Regions from separate parts of the Homo sapiens genome. Here region 1 is linked to region 2. The links are chromatin contacts, found by Hi-C in ENCODE. All regions are on one chromosome and are shown on one strand. Each heading gives the region's core, a stretch centred on a gene start or an enhancer-like site at or near the end of the contact. The rest is flanking DNA. Distances are from core to core; before and after follow the strand shown.

Evidence for each region. Hi-C counts contacts between places; a loop is a spot of excess contacts on that map. Pooled maps may share reads with other maps.
Region 1: a loop to region 2 is called in a pooled map, with 16 times the contacts of the local background. The contact joins the enhancer-like site here to the promoter of FAM245B in region 2. A Hi-C loop is called at or near these places in 4 of 50 pooled maps.

Annotation. Positions count from the first base shown.
Region 1 is chr10:46,778,378-46,785,348 of GRCh38, reverse strand. It overlaps the pseudogene GLUD1P2. Among named protein-coding and RNA genes, the nearest start is that of FAM245B, 41 kb to the right of the region's middle. Within about 2 kb of position 5,553, at least 3 of the 41 ENCODE cell types and tissues checked have a DNase peak (open chromatin) inside an H3K27ac peak, as active enhancers do.
Region 2 is chr10:46,737,456-46,744,097 of GRCh38, reverse strand. FAM245B (family with sequence similarity 245 member B) reads right to left here and starts at 3,527. Exons shown (of 3, transcript NR_187477.1): 1 at 3,306-3,527.

The DNA of each region.
Region 1 (6,971 bases), core at 4,304-6,803, 39 kb before region 2:
CACCTCCTATCTAGAGCAATGGAGAGACTTTGTAGGTGAAAGCTGTCTTTGCTACTGGTTCTCCTATGCTCCCTCGCCTGGCTCCTGCAGGCGGTTGACTTCACCAGGGACACAGTGGCCAGTGCCCAGCAGGTCCCACTCCTCTCACCAGCTCCAGGCAGTTTTATTGTAGAGTAACTCTTCTGAGACACTGCTCCTTTCCCCAGCACCTAAGGAAGTATTTCTAGTAAGTTCCAGTGGTATAGCATCGGTGACTCTCCTGACAAGCAGAGGGCCATGGCTGGGTTCCTCTGATGAGGTGCAGGGGCAGGGCACTAAGAGGGGAGGACTCTCCTGAGTTCTCTACCTGAGCCCTAGACTAGTAGCTGCTCCTCCTATACTTCCTACTAGTCTGTGCCTGGTTACTCCACTTCCCTGTTGCAATTAACAATTCCCTATGTACACTTTTCCTGTTCAAATGACTGTGTGGCTTCTCTTTCCTAATCGGACTCTGACCAATACGCTATCATTTGCCAACAACTCCCAAAGTTTTATCAGTGACTCAGACCTCTAACCTGAACTCCAGCTGCCTCCATGAGATATCCATTTGGATGTTTAATGGACATTTCCAAAGTGATATGCCCTACAGAACTCAGAATCTTCCCTCTCAAACCAACTGCTCAGCAGTCTTATGATCTTAGTTGATGGCAATTCAGAAGTGAATTGCAGGACACCCGGTTTGTATCTGCAGAGAGAACTGGAGAACTGCTTAGTGTGGAAAACCCACACATTTTGTTTCAGAAGTGTGTGAGTAGAAACAGTTTTCCTTTTATGTTTGTTGGATGGATAATGATGAACCTAGCAGGACACAGAAAGCTAGGCAGCAGTGGAACTGAGAATGAAGTTATAGTTAATAGCAGAGAATGAAAAAGAAAAGACAGATAAAACATTTTGAAGAAAGGACAGTAATGTATTCCCAACAGGTAGGATTTACAGGATGGAGAGAAGAGGCAAAGATAACTACAAAATTTCTAGCCTGAGAGACTGGTAGAAAAAAATGGTGGTATCAGGAACAGACAGGGGTTATTAAGAAAAAGGATTGGATTTTTAAAATAAAGAAGATCTGGTGTAAAATTATCCTCAGGAAAACTGGAAAACTAGGCATGTACTTCTCTCCATCATGCCCTTGCACAGTGCAGTCCTTCTGCCTGTCCATGCCTCGCCTCCCCCTCCCTAGGATTCCTCTTCCTCTCTTAAGACCCATCTCAAATATCACCTAGACTTGTAAGTAATTTACATGAAACTGGATACCTGAGGTATCCCTTTGAAAGTTTTTAATAACAAGTTACTGTTATCTTTTACTAAGTCCAACTTTATATTCGCCATTTTAACTAGCATCATTTCTGTTTCCAAGAGGTATTTGGTGTGAAAGTGCAACTAAGTTTACTGTTAATCAAGATCAGAATAAAAGAATCTACCAAAAAAATTAACAAGATCCCCCTTTTAATGCATAATCTTTCATCCATCAGGCTGTAAGTTAAATACCTAACATAAAAGAAAGCTGTATGTTTTATGGATATGTACATATATAACTGCAGGGAATATGATTTGGAAGGATGTACACTTAGAGAAGACTGGAGTCACAAGTGGTAGTCAAGGGAGTCTTCAGATTTCTTTTTGTATTTCAATTTTGACAGAAATACATACATATGTATTATAATTTTAAATTTTTAATGAAAAAAAGTATTTTTCCTTTTTTTTCTTGATCTGTCACTACATTATATTTTTCCAATATCAGCTAAACATTTGCTTCCCAGAAAGCTTAGTTGTCTTTTCAAAATTTATTCAGGTTAAAATAAAAGATTTAGACAATGAATTAAAAATCTAAGATGGTATTTGCCTACTTTATACAGAACAGTACATTGATGCTGCTAAAGCAATTAAAGTATAATTTTTCTTTTTTTTTTTTTTTTTTTTTTTGAGATGGAGTCTCACTCTGTCACCCAGGCTGAAGTGCAGTGGTGCAATCTCAGCTCATTGCAACCTCTGTCTCCTGGGTTCAAGCAATTCTCCTGCCTCAGCCTCCCCAGTAGCTGGGATTACAGGCGTGCACCACCACGCCCAGCTAATTTTTTTGTATGTTTAGTAGAGACAGGGTTTCACCATGTTGGCCAGGCTGGTCTCGAACTCCTGACCTCAAATGATCTGCCCGCCTCAGCCTCCCAAAGTGCTGGGATTACAGGCATGAGCCACCACACCCAGCCTAAAGTGTGTACTTTTTCTTAGCTCCTATATGCAGTGCTCCTTCCCCATACTGAATGTCTGAATTTTTATCTGAGACATAGTATTTCAGATGGTCATTACTTACGGGTGGTCATTAATAGTTCCTCCCTGCTTCTAACCTTCCTCTCCTCATTTTAAATTAAGTTACGCTACATTATTGTGGATTAGAAAGTACATTAATATTAAGTGAAAAAATATGATCTGATGAGTAAGTGGCAAGAGTGTTAACGTATGAATATTAAGAGTTGTTCTGAGGCCTTTTTGCTTTTCTGGGGGTTCTGTGCTTGTGGTAGAACTCTTGGTTATTTTATAAATAGTTCCTGAAAAGTGAGAGAGTACAGCTGGAAATCAGATTTCTGATGAATAAATCAAACCCTATTAAGAGAAACAGGTTCAAGTAATTTTAAAACCATTTGAATTTTCATAAATGTTTTGTTAATGATTAATTATAAAAAAAAACAGTGACTCTAGCTGGAGGCTTTTGTGTGTTTGCTTTTGAGTCAGCTAGGAAAAGGAAGAAAAATTCAAGCTTAGTCAATTGTGGTTTTCACTGAATCTTTTTTAAAGTAATGAGCTGGTTTGTTTTCTTCATCACTATAGCAACTTAAGCTAGTTTTTGCTTTTGATTTTTATTTCTCCTAGAGAAACTTAGCATGCACTGCTCATTAGACTTGAGCATACTAAGGAATATCTGTGGTAATTAAGTTAAAAATCAGATCAGTGCTTTGTGCTGTGTATAGTTGCAGATGTCTGCATTTCACTAATATTCTTTGGAAACATCTGGATACCAGTTAACATAAAATAACTGTTTAGTTGGTTTCTGTTCAGAATAGAAGGAATGACTTAAAAGTTCCCATTGTAGTACATACGTCATTCTATCCCTAGCCCTTCCTCCAGCTTTACTGAGATTGATAAATAATAAACATCATGGGTGGTGTGTCTTTAGTTTCCTCTGGTGAGCTGGATGCACAGATTACTTTGTCAGCAGGGTGGTCTTGATTTTTAGGCCATGTGTCTAATGGCATCAGCTCTGTGGCCGACACCTGTGTACCAAGCCCATTCACTATCTAGCTTAGCCAGCCGTGGACTCCTGCTCTTTGTTAAAAGTATTTACCTTCATTCCTACTAGCACAGTTGACCAAAGACCCAGTTGATCCCAAACACTAGTAATGCATCAATGGAGTCTAACAGAGTTTTAAGATGTGTGTGTGTGTTTGGGGGTGGGGGGTGTAGAGATGGGATCTCACTATTGTTGTCCAGGCTGGTCTTGCACACCTGAGCTCAAGTTCTCCTGCCTCAGCCTCCCAATGTGCTAGGACTACAGGCATGAGCCACCATGCCTAACCCTCTAAGACTTTGGGATACAAAAACATAATTTACTTTCCTTCATTTCTGGAATAAAACATCTCTTCTTCCTCCCCCTACTTTCTGTTCTGTGCCCCTGTTTGATCTCTGTTGGTCCTGTTCACCTTCAGCCTTCTCTGCTGAAGGAGGAAAGGCTTGGTTTTATAAAAAGTGACAATATTCAGACCACATAAGATCCTTCTTGCTTCATTTTGGATTAAATATTTTAAGATTTTCTGATTTTCTTGTATGCATATGTATTTACCTATTATTTGACTTTATTGAATAACTTCAAATTGAGTATATTTGAATGGGAATGGGCATTAAAAAGTGCTAAGCTTTCCCTGCCTTTCAGAACTTTGTATGTATATGTCACATCATTTTGTCCTTCACATTCTCCAGTTGTGCTAATTTTTCCCAATCCATTAAGTAGAGTACCTTCCTTTTTGGAGTCTTACTTTTTTTTTTTTTTTTTTGAGGCAGAGTCTCAAACCGTCGCCCAGGCTGGAATGCAGTAGTGCAATCTCAGCTCACTGTAACCTCCGCCTTAGCCTCGTGAGTAGCTAGGAAATACAGGAGCATGCCACCACACCCAGCTAATTTTTGTATTCTTAGTAAAGATGGGGGTTTCACCATGTTGGCCAAGCTGGTCTCGAACTCCTGACCTCAAGTGATCTGCCCAGCTCGGCCTCCCAAAGTGCTGGGATTATAGGCGTGAGCCACCACATCCGGCCTCCTTACTTAAATATCTTAATGTGCCTTAGAATGTAGTTAAGAATTTTCAGGTGACAGTATATTTTTGATAGTTATCTTTGGTTTCCAAACCCAGAGAAGGAAGAGTAACTGGCTTTTTCTCTGTGTGGGTACATTGTGTCTTATTGGAGATTGTTTTGTCTCAAGTATCGCTGCAGACTATTTTATTAATGGGTGCAACTTTAAAATTTTTTTTTTTTTCAGATTAACGGTTTAGGTATCCCAGTACTCGGTATTTGCCAATTTCTAGAATTAAAAACATGTGTGTATCACTGGTTAACTAGAAATTTAAAATGAAAATGTTTCTTCTTTAGCCCAGGCAATATCACTTGCATTCACTTCTATCCCCTCCTTGTCCCTACTCTGTTGGCTCCAGGGCTTCTTCCACTAAGCTGGTACTTTCTTTATACCTCCTGTACTTCCATTCACTGAACCTTTATTGGTTCATAGCCTACAGAAAATGCCTGTGGTGTGAGAGGTAATTTGTGAAACTGCTTCTCTTCACTGTTTAGCAGGTTGAGCTCTCTAAATGGGTGTAGCTGGGAAAGAAAATTTAACTTTACAAACAAGAATTCCTGGGTTCCATCCAGCGGAACATGTCTTTTGTTATACACACACAGTTTCTGACTCATATCATTCCATGACTTATGATAAAATGGACATTCTGTTTACACTGTTGTGTGGAAGCAGGGGTCTGGTTCCTAATTTTTAGTAACATCTATTTCTAGAATATTAGGCTTGCCATTTGAATGCTTCTGTTTGATTTATGAATATCATTGGTTCCAGCAGTTTTTAGCTCCCTGCTAAATGCAAGTTAAAATTTTTAAGTTTCTAAGTTAAAAGAAAGTAACTTTTCCTCCACTTAAGAAAGCAAGGAAAATTAAAAATAATGTAGTGATGACTTCCACAGGCTCTAAAAGAGCAATGAAAAAAGTGATTTATGTGTGGGAGAAGAAATACTAGTTCTTAATTAATACATTGTTTTACCACTTCCCGTGAATTTATGTAGAAGTAATGAAACCAAGGTTTAAGTCATTTGTTCAAACTCCTGTCAGTTTAGACTTTTTAATTGCTTTGTTACATGCCATTGCTTTGTAATACTTGTTATAGCAGTGGTAACAGTTGAGATTTGCCTGTTTGACCACTTGCAGGGCACCGTGCCAGATTCCCCATGTGCAATGTTCCTCGCAGTTGTGACGCCCATCGTAGGAGGGCGGCGTTAGCACCCCTCCATGCAAGCGGATGGTGCAGGCTGGGTCGCCTGGGCACAGCGCCTGACTATTTTCCTGGCTTAGTGTAGTTATCATTAAATATGTGGTATTACTTAGAAGCATTTTGAATAATTTGAAAAGCACATTTTAGTGTTGAAACAATTTTTTTTTGAGAAAAGGTCTGGCTCTGTTGCTGGGGTGGAGTGCAGTGACCTGAGCGTAGCTCACTGCAGCCTGCAACTCCTGGGCTCAAGCGATTCTCCTGCCCCAGCCTCCTGAGCATCTGGGACTACGGGCACATGCCCCCACACCCAACTCAATTTTTTTTAAGATACAAAGGATTCATCTTAATATTATTTACAATTTTTTTTTCCTTTTCTGTGGGCCTCATCTGACTGGAAAGCCTTTCAATTTTTTTATTTTTTAAATTGTAAATTGACAAATTGTAGATGTATATTTATGAGGTACAAAGTAATTTTATGATTTATGAATACAACATTACATAATTAAGTCAAGCTGATTAACCTGTTCACCACTGGAAACAATTGCAAATAATTATCATTTTTTCTGGTGAGAACATCTGAAATTTACTCAGTGATTTTGAAATGTGCAGTACTTTTTGTTGTTGTTGTAGAAATGAGGTCTCACTATGTTGGCCAGGCTGGTTTCAAACTCCTGAGCTCAAGTGATCCTCCCACCTCAGCCTTCCAGTGTTGGGATTACAAGCGTGAACTACCATGTTGGGCCAAATGTGTAATCTATTATTATTTACTGTATTCACCATGCTGTGCAATTTATCTCCAAGAAATGTATTCCTCCTGTCTAATTGAGGCTTTGTGCCCTTTGACCATCATCTCCCCGTCACCCCCATCCCCAATGTTGTATACTGAGTCCTTTCATGATATGTATGGAGGCTTATGGTAAGTTATTTAAAAGTACATGTATGTCAAAATTTTTTGTGGCCATAGCTTTTCTTTCTTTTTAAAATTTTAAGAGTCAGAATATTCGTATATTAATTCAGCATGTATTTGAGTGCCTAATGTATGCCATTTTCTATGTTAGGAACCAGGAATTAAAGCAGTGAACATAACAAAGTCTGCCCTCGTGGTGCTAACTTGCCAGGTAGGGAAGCCAGATACTAAACACATGTATAATGCAAAGTCAGTAATAATAAACGATATGAAGAAACAAGTAAGGTAGGAGAGGCAGGAAAGTGGGAGTGAGAAAGAGGTGCTCTTTTAAATACAGTGGTCAGGGAGAGCCTCTCAGAATGAAGTTTTTAACAGAGACCTGAATGAGATGGGGGAGTCAGCTATACAGATATCTGCTGTGTGCTAGAAAAATTACCTGTAATTTTGCATTCTAAAAGTTTAATGAGTACATTTATTTCACAATTTGAGA
Region 2 (6,642 bases), core at 2,278-4,777:
ATATCTCAAATTAACAATCTAACATTGCACCCAGAGCAAGTAGTAAAACAAGAAAAAAAACTACATCCAAATATAGCATAAGAAAAGAAATAACAAAAATAAGAACAGGACTGAATAAAATCGAGACTCAAAAATCCACACAAAGGATCAACAAAATGAAAAGTTGGTTCTTTGAAAGTGTAACCAAAATTGATAGACTGCGAGCAAGATTAACAAAAAAGAAAAGATCCAAATAAGCACAATCAGCAATAACAAAGGCGACATTCAATCGAGTCCCACGGAGATTCAAAAGATTCTCAGAGACTACTATGAACATTTCTATGTGCACAACTAGATAACCTAGAAGAAATGAATACGTTCCTGGAAACACACAACTTCCCAAGATTGAACCAGGAAGAACCTGAAACACTGAACAGACCAACAATGAATTACAGAATGAATTGAATAAGTAATAGAAGCCTGGGACTAGATGAATTCATAGCTGAATTCTACCAGACATACAAAGGGGAGCTCATGCCAATCCTACTGAAACTATTCCAAAAAATCGAGGATGAGAGATTCTCCTCTAACTTACTCTACAAAACCTATATCATCCTGATACCAAAATATGGCAAATACTCACACAAAAAACAAAACCCTAGGCCAATATATCTGATGAACATAAATGAAAAAATCCTCAACAAAGTACTTGCAAACCACATTCAGCAGCACATCAAAAAGATAATACAATATCAAGTGAACTTTATTCCTGGGATGTAAGGGTTGTTCAAATATATGCAAATCAGTTAATGTGATTCACCACATAAACAGAATTTAAAATGAAAAAAAAACATAAGATTATCTCAACAGATGCAGGTAAAACATTTGATAAAATCCAACATGCCTTCATAATTAAAACCCTCAATAGACTAGGCATTCAAAGAACATACCTAAAATAATAAGAACCATCTATTGACAAACCTAGTCTACATTATACTAAACAGGCAAAAGTTGAAAGAATTCTCATAAGAACAAGAACAAGACAAGAATATCCACTTTCACCACTCTTATTCAACTTAATACTGGAAGCCCTAGCCAGAATGATCAGACAAAAGCAAGAAACAAAAGGCATCCAAATAGGAAAAGAGGAAATTAAATTTTATTTCTTCACTGATGATAGGATTCTATACCTAGAAAACCCTAATGATTCTGACCAAAGACTCCTAGAGTTGATTAAAAATTTCAGTAAAGTTTTAAGATAAGAAATCAATATACAAACAGCAGTAGTATTTCTATACAATGCAATATTCAAACTGAGAACCAAGTCAAGAACACAATCCCATTTACAAGAGCCACAGAAAAAAAAAAAAAGAAATACTTAGGAATACCTCTATCCAAGGAGGTAAAAGATCTCTTTAAGTAGAACTACAAAACACTGCTGAATGAAATCATAGATGACACAAACAAATGGAAAAATATTACATGCTTATGGATTGGAAGAATCAACATCATTAAAATGTCTTTACTGCCCAAAGCAATCTACAAATTCAATGCAGTTCCTATCAAACTGCCAAAGTTATTTTTACACAGAATTAGAAAATCAATTCTAAAATTTGTATTTAACTAAAAAAGAGCCTGAATAGCCAAAGCAATCTTAAGCTAAAAGAACAAAGGCAGGGGCAACACATTACCTGACTTCAAACTATACTACAAGGCTACAATAACCAAAATAGCATGGTTTGGGTACAAAAACAGACACATAGACCAATGGAACAAAATAGAGAATCCAGAAATGAAGTCCCATACCTACAACCAACTGATCTTTAACAAAATTGATAAAAATACAATGGGGCAAGTATACCCTATTCAATTAATGGTGCTGGGAAAACTGGCTAACCATATTCAGAAGAATGAAATTAGACTCCTGTCTCTCACCATATAAAAAAATTAACTCAAGATTGATTAAAGACTTAAATGTAAAACTTTAGACTATAAGAAGCCTAGAATTAGACCTAAGAAGCTCTTTTGGATATTGGCCTATGCAAAGAATTTATGACTAAGTACTAAAACACAAAAGCAACAAAAACAAAAGTTGACAAGTGAGACCAAATTAAACTAAAGAGCTTCTGCACACTTGCATGTTATATTGCAAATATGAAATAGCAAAGACATGGAATCAACATTGGTTTCCAACAATGGTGGATTGGATAAAGAAACTATGATGCATATACACCATGGAATACTATGTAGCCAGAAGAAAGAATGAAATCCTTTCCTTTGCAGTAACATAGATGTGCCTGGATGCCATCATCCTAAATGAATTAAGATGTAAACAGAAAACCAAATACCGCATGTCCTCACTTATAGGTGAGAGCTAAACTTTGGGTACACAGGAGCAAAAGGATGGAAATAACAGACACTGGGGACTCCAAAACAGGGGAAGGAAGGAAGGCAAGGTTTGAAAAGCTACTTATTGGATACTATGTTTACTATTCAGATAATATGTTCAATAGAAGCCCAAACCTCAGCATCATGCAATATATTCATGTAACAAATGTACACATGCATGCTTAATCTAAAATAAATATTAAATAATCAAATAAAATGATTTCCATGAATAAAACGGTAGATATGATTATGTGGAAAATGCTTTACTATTTATTATGTGGTGAATAATTTAATAATATTTAATAAATACATGAATGAAAAATAGCTACAACTGTGTGTTAGGATTTCAATAATTTTTTATTTCATTCCTATAACTTTTATGTATTATTATATACATAATAATATATATAGTTAATAATAACAAAAACAACATGGTATTGAAATAATTTCCACCCAGAAGGAGGATCAACATATTTAAGTGACTACACTACTCAAGATAAAAATCATTTATCAAACAGATCAAAGTCATTTACCTGCTTTCCTTTTTATAGGTCCTAGGAACACACGTGCCATAGACAATAAAACATCACTTCCCCCATCCCACTACCTTGGACTTTATTTAACATCTTTGGGTAGAACAGAAACTGTTGATAAGGTGAGTTTTGTTTTATAGACAAGAGAGGAAAATGGATACTTTGTGTGGTCTGGGCCTTAGAAACAGACTAAGATCTTTTTTTTTCTCTTTTGCTTTTTTTACTAGCATAAAATATTAATTGGCAAAACACCGAATACAAGCTTCACTATCATAAAATCAAAACATTTAAGCAATATTCCAAAAAAGATTTGACAAAAACTAGTCACCAAGAGTACAAAAATTACACATCAACACAAAGCATAAAAAATGTGAACTTTCAAATTAAACAGTCAAAAACATGTACCTGCGTGATCACCTCCACACCTTGACTGCCTTCGTCTGCAGCACGCTGCTGGTAAAGGCTGGGTGGCTGCACCGTCGTCCCCTAACCCAACATTGCTTTCATCTGGGAAAATTCGCTTGCTAGCCAATTAAGCCATGGAGGCTATTACATTTACACGGGGCTACGCACAATCTCAGGGGACGCTCAAACAGCAGTTCGTTCCTCACACGCACTGTTGGGTGCAAAGGGCACCTGGAGAGTGAGGGAGACCTGGGCGCTTTCCTGCGGGGCCTTGGCCACGCGGCCGTCGCCCGCACCCTGTCCCTTGCCTGGCAGGGGACACAATATTTGTACAGATTATGGTATAATTTGAATGATTTTCTAATCTACTTATCTTAATTTATATAGTTTATTTAAATGTCAAGGCAGAGAAATACATTGATCATGTTAAGGTCACGTGATGTGGTGGCGCAGTAATGACTTCCTGAGGAAACAGAAATCGGATGTTTTGTGATTTAGCTATGTGCACTAAACTTATTTTCCATGTTTTGAGAGCACATTAAACATTCACGTACAATGTGGGAATAGGCTGGCTCGTAACCAAAACGTCCAACCCAATGCCACCCTTTGAATCGCTGTGAACACCGTCCTATTGCGGTTCAGAGAAAACAAGCAAGGCTGCGAAGCCCTGGGGTTCAGGCAGCTGCAGCGCTTGGGCCAAGGTAGCTCCGCTCTCTGGTCTGAAGCCACGTGGCCCCACCCCGGGGCGGCCTGGCTTTTTTATAGTGCTTATTGCTGTGTTTGGCATGCCATTCAACCCATCGGGATGTTGGATAGTGACTTGAGAGCAATCCCTAGATTTGCCCTGTCGGGATGTTGCATACTGAGTTCGGAATAAGCCCTGCTCAACTGAGGCACTATCACTAGGAGGAGGCACTGATTCCCGCCTTTCAATGCTATCTATTGGTGAAAGAGGAGTTGGATGGCATCTGGGAAATTAGTATCACTTCTACTTTTTCTTCTTTTCTTTTAAAGGTTAAAAATACCTTGTATTAGTTAATACTGCTATAAAATATGAATATCCAAATCTCTGTGGCTCAGTAAAATAGATTTTTTTTTCACTCAGAGAAAGTTCAGGTTCACCCTTAGTAACCCAGGCTGACAGAGACTCTTCCATTTTCTATACATAGCTTCCCCAATTGCCCAGAGAAGAGTGGAAAGATTTGATAGGTGACTGTACACAAGAATAAGAACTTAGTACCTAGTCACTAATTTACTCGTTGAATAAACATTTATGGAGCTTAACATATTAATCACTGGGCAGACGCTGGGACACAAGAAAAATCTTTAAGATATGTCACTGCTTATTACCAATAATGTTCTAGTGAGTAACAAGAGTTAATAACACGACTAATTATAGTATTGTAAATATAATTACAGTTCCAATAAGACATACACACACACAGAACGATTTTGTCTGGTTGTTGAGGAAATCTTTATTGATTTAAGATATCTTTTGATGAACAGGATTTTTCAATAACTATCAGAAAAAGAATGTCTATGACTTATTTTTAAAAACTATTTTCTTATCTGCCTTGCATATCTGACACTTTCATCTCCTATCTTCCTTGAATACAATATAGAACCTGACATTTCTTTCCTTTCAAAGATCCTTAGAGCATTTCCTACATTTAATCTGAATGTCTTTCTCAGTAATTTTTCCCATACAAGCAATTATGGCTACATTTTCTTAATATAATCATGAAAAGGTGAGCAAAACTGAAAATTTAATTTGGAGAATAGATACGAAACATTCAATTAATTCAAGTTGTTGTTAGGCTGCATATGTTCAGCTTTCAGTGAAGATGAACAAATGATGATAAATGAGAAACTGAAAGAAAACAAACCAATAGGTGTTTTTTAAGAAACAATATTATTAAAGTGCATGTGTTTTCTACTGAATGAAAGCAACATAGACCTTTTCCTCACATTGGTAGTTAGTAAGATGTATAAAAACAACTTTGTAAAGAACAATTAATACAGGTTAATGAATCATTGTGAAAAGGGGATAACACACTTTATTGTAGCAATGATCTGCAAGGTGTTAAATGTTAAAAAAGATGAAGAACAATTGAGTAGTTATTTGATCACAGTGTTTATTAAATTGCTTTTCCTGTATCTGGCAAGCTTTACAGAAATGTCTTCAACAGAATAACTGTGTTAAAAGCCAAATGAAATGCATTTTGAAATATGATTCTTCACTTGGTGTGCAGGTATAATCTCAGGTGTAATTCAGACAAGAGACAAATTCAATTTTAAAGTTCCATTTGTTACAATTTGATGATTGTGATTAAAGAACCATAAAAATTTTATCTTTGACATTTCATTTTTTCCTCACAAAAGTATTCTACTGCAATTTTCTTAGTTTTCTTTCCTCTTAACTGTGGTGTTACCTATAAATGCTGGATTTCTCTGTTTTACGTGCAACAAATCTACAATCAACTATTTCTGGAACGCCACTTCATTTTAACAACAAGGACCCATAAATATTTTAAAAATTCAAAATGTTATATATAAAATGTTAAATGATACACATAATACATTTCTAAGTAGTAATTATGATTATGCCCATAATTATACCCATAATTTAAAAATATGTTACCTGAAGTAAATTATTATACGTTTTATGTTGGAAGTGTTCATTTATCTTTGATCTCTGTTAACACATTGTACTATGTGGTAATAATATAAACTGCCTTACTGGATAGTGATGTATCTTTGGTTTCATATTGTTACTGGACTAATATTCCAACACTATAGATAGTGAAATTTAACATTGAAACAATTTGATAATGCCATCAATGAATCCAGTTTTTAAGAGTGGGATCCATTTTCTAAAATTGAGTATATAGATACTTCATGAGATATCTTATCATGCATCCTAAACCAAACCAACCTCTTCCCCTGACTGTCTTACAGTGTATTATTATTATTTTATCCACCACAGCAACTAGTACATTTTTCAGAACCTAGTAGATATTCAGTCATTGTCTATGGAATACATGAACACATTCTGAATTTGGACAGTCATCATTCTTGGTGTTTTAAAACAAACACTTCCTGAATTGCATCCACTATTTTCTAAGAAGCCCTAGGAATTCATTGAAGGAGGGTATGGGTAAGTTGTGGGTGAAACTGTAAAGATGTAGGTCCTCCTCCCAAAACTTCTTCAGCGTATCTTCATTGCTGTTTGTTTGCTTGCTTGCTTGCTTATTTTAAAAGAGATCTAGATATAGTCTAATAAGAATTGTATAAATGTGATGTTCCACAATGATTCTAACTTACATGGTGCAAAATA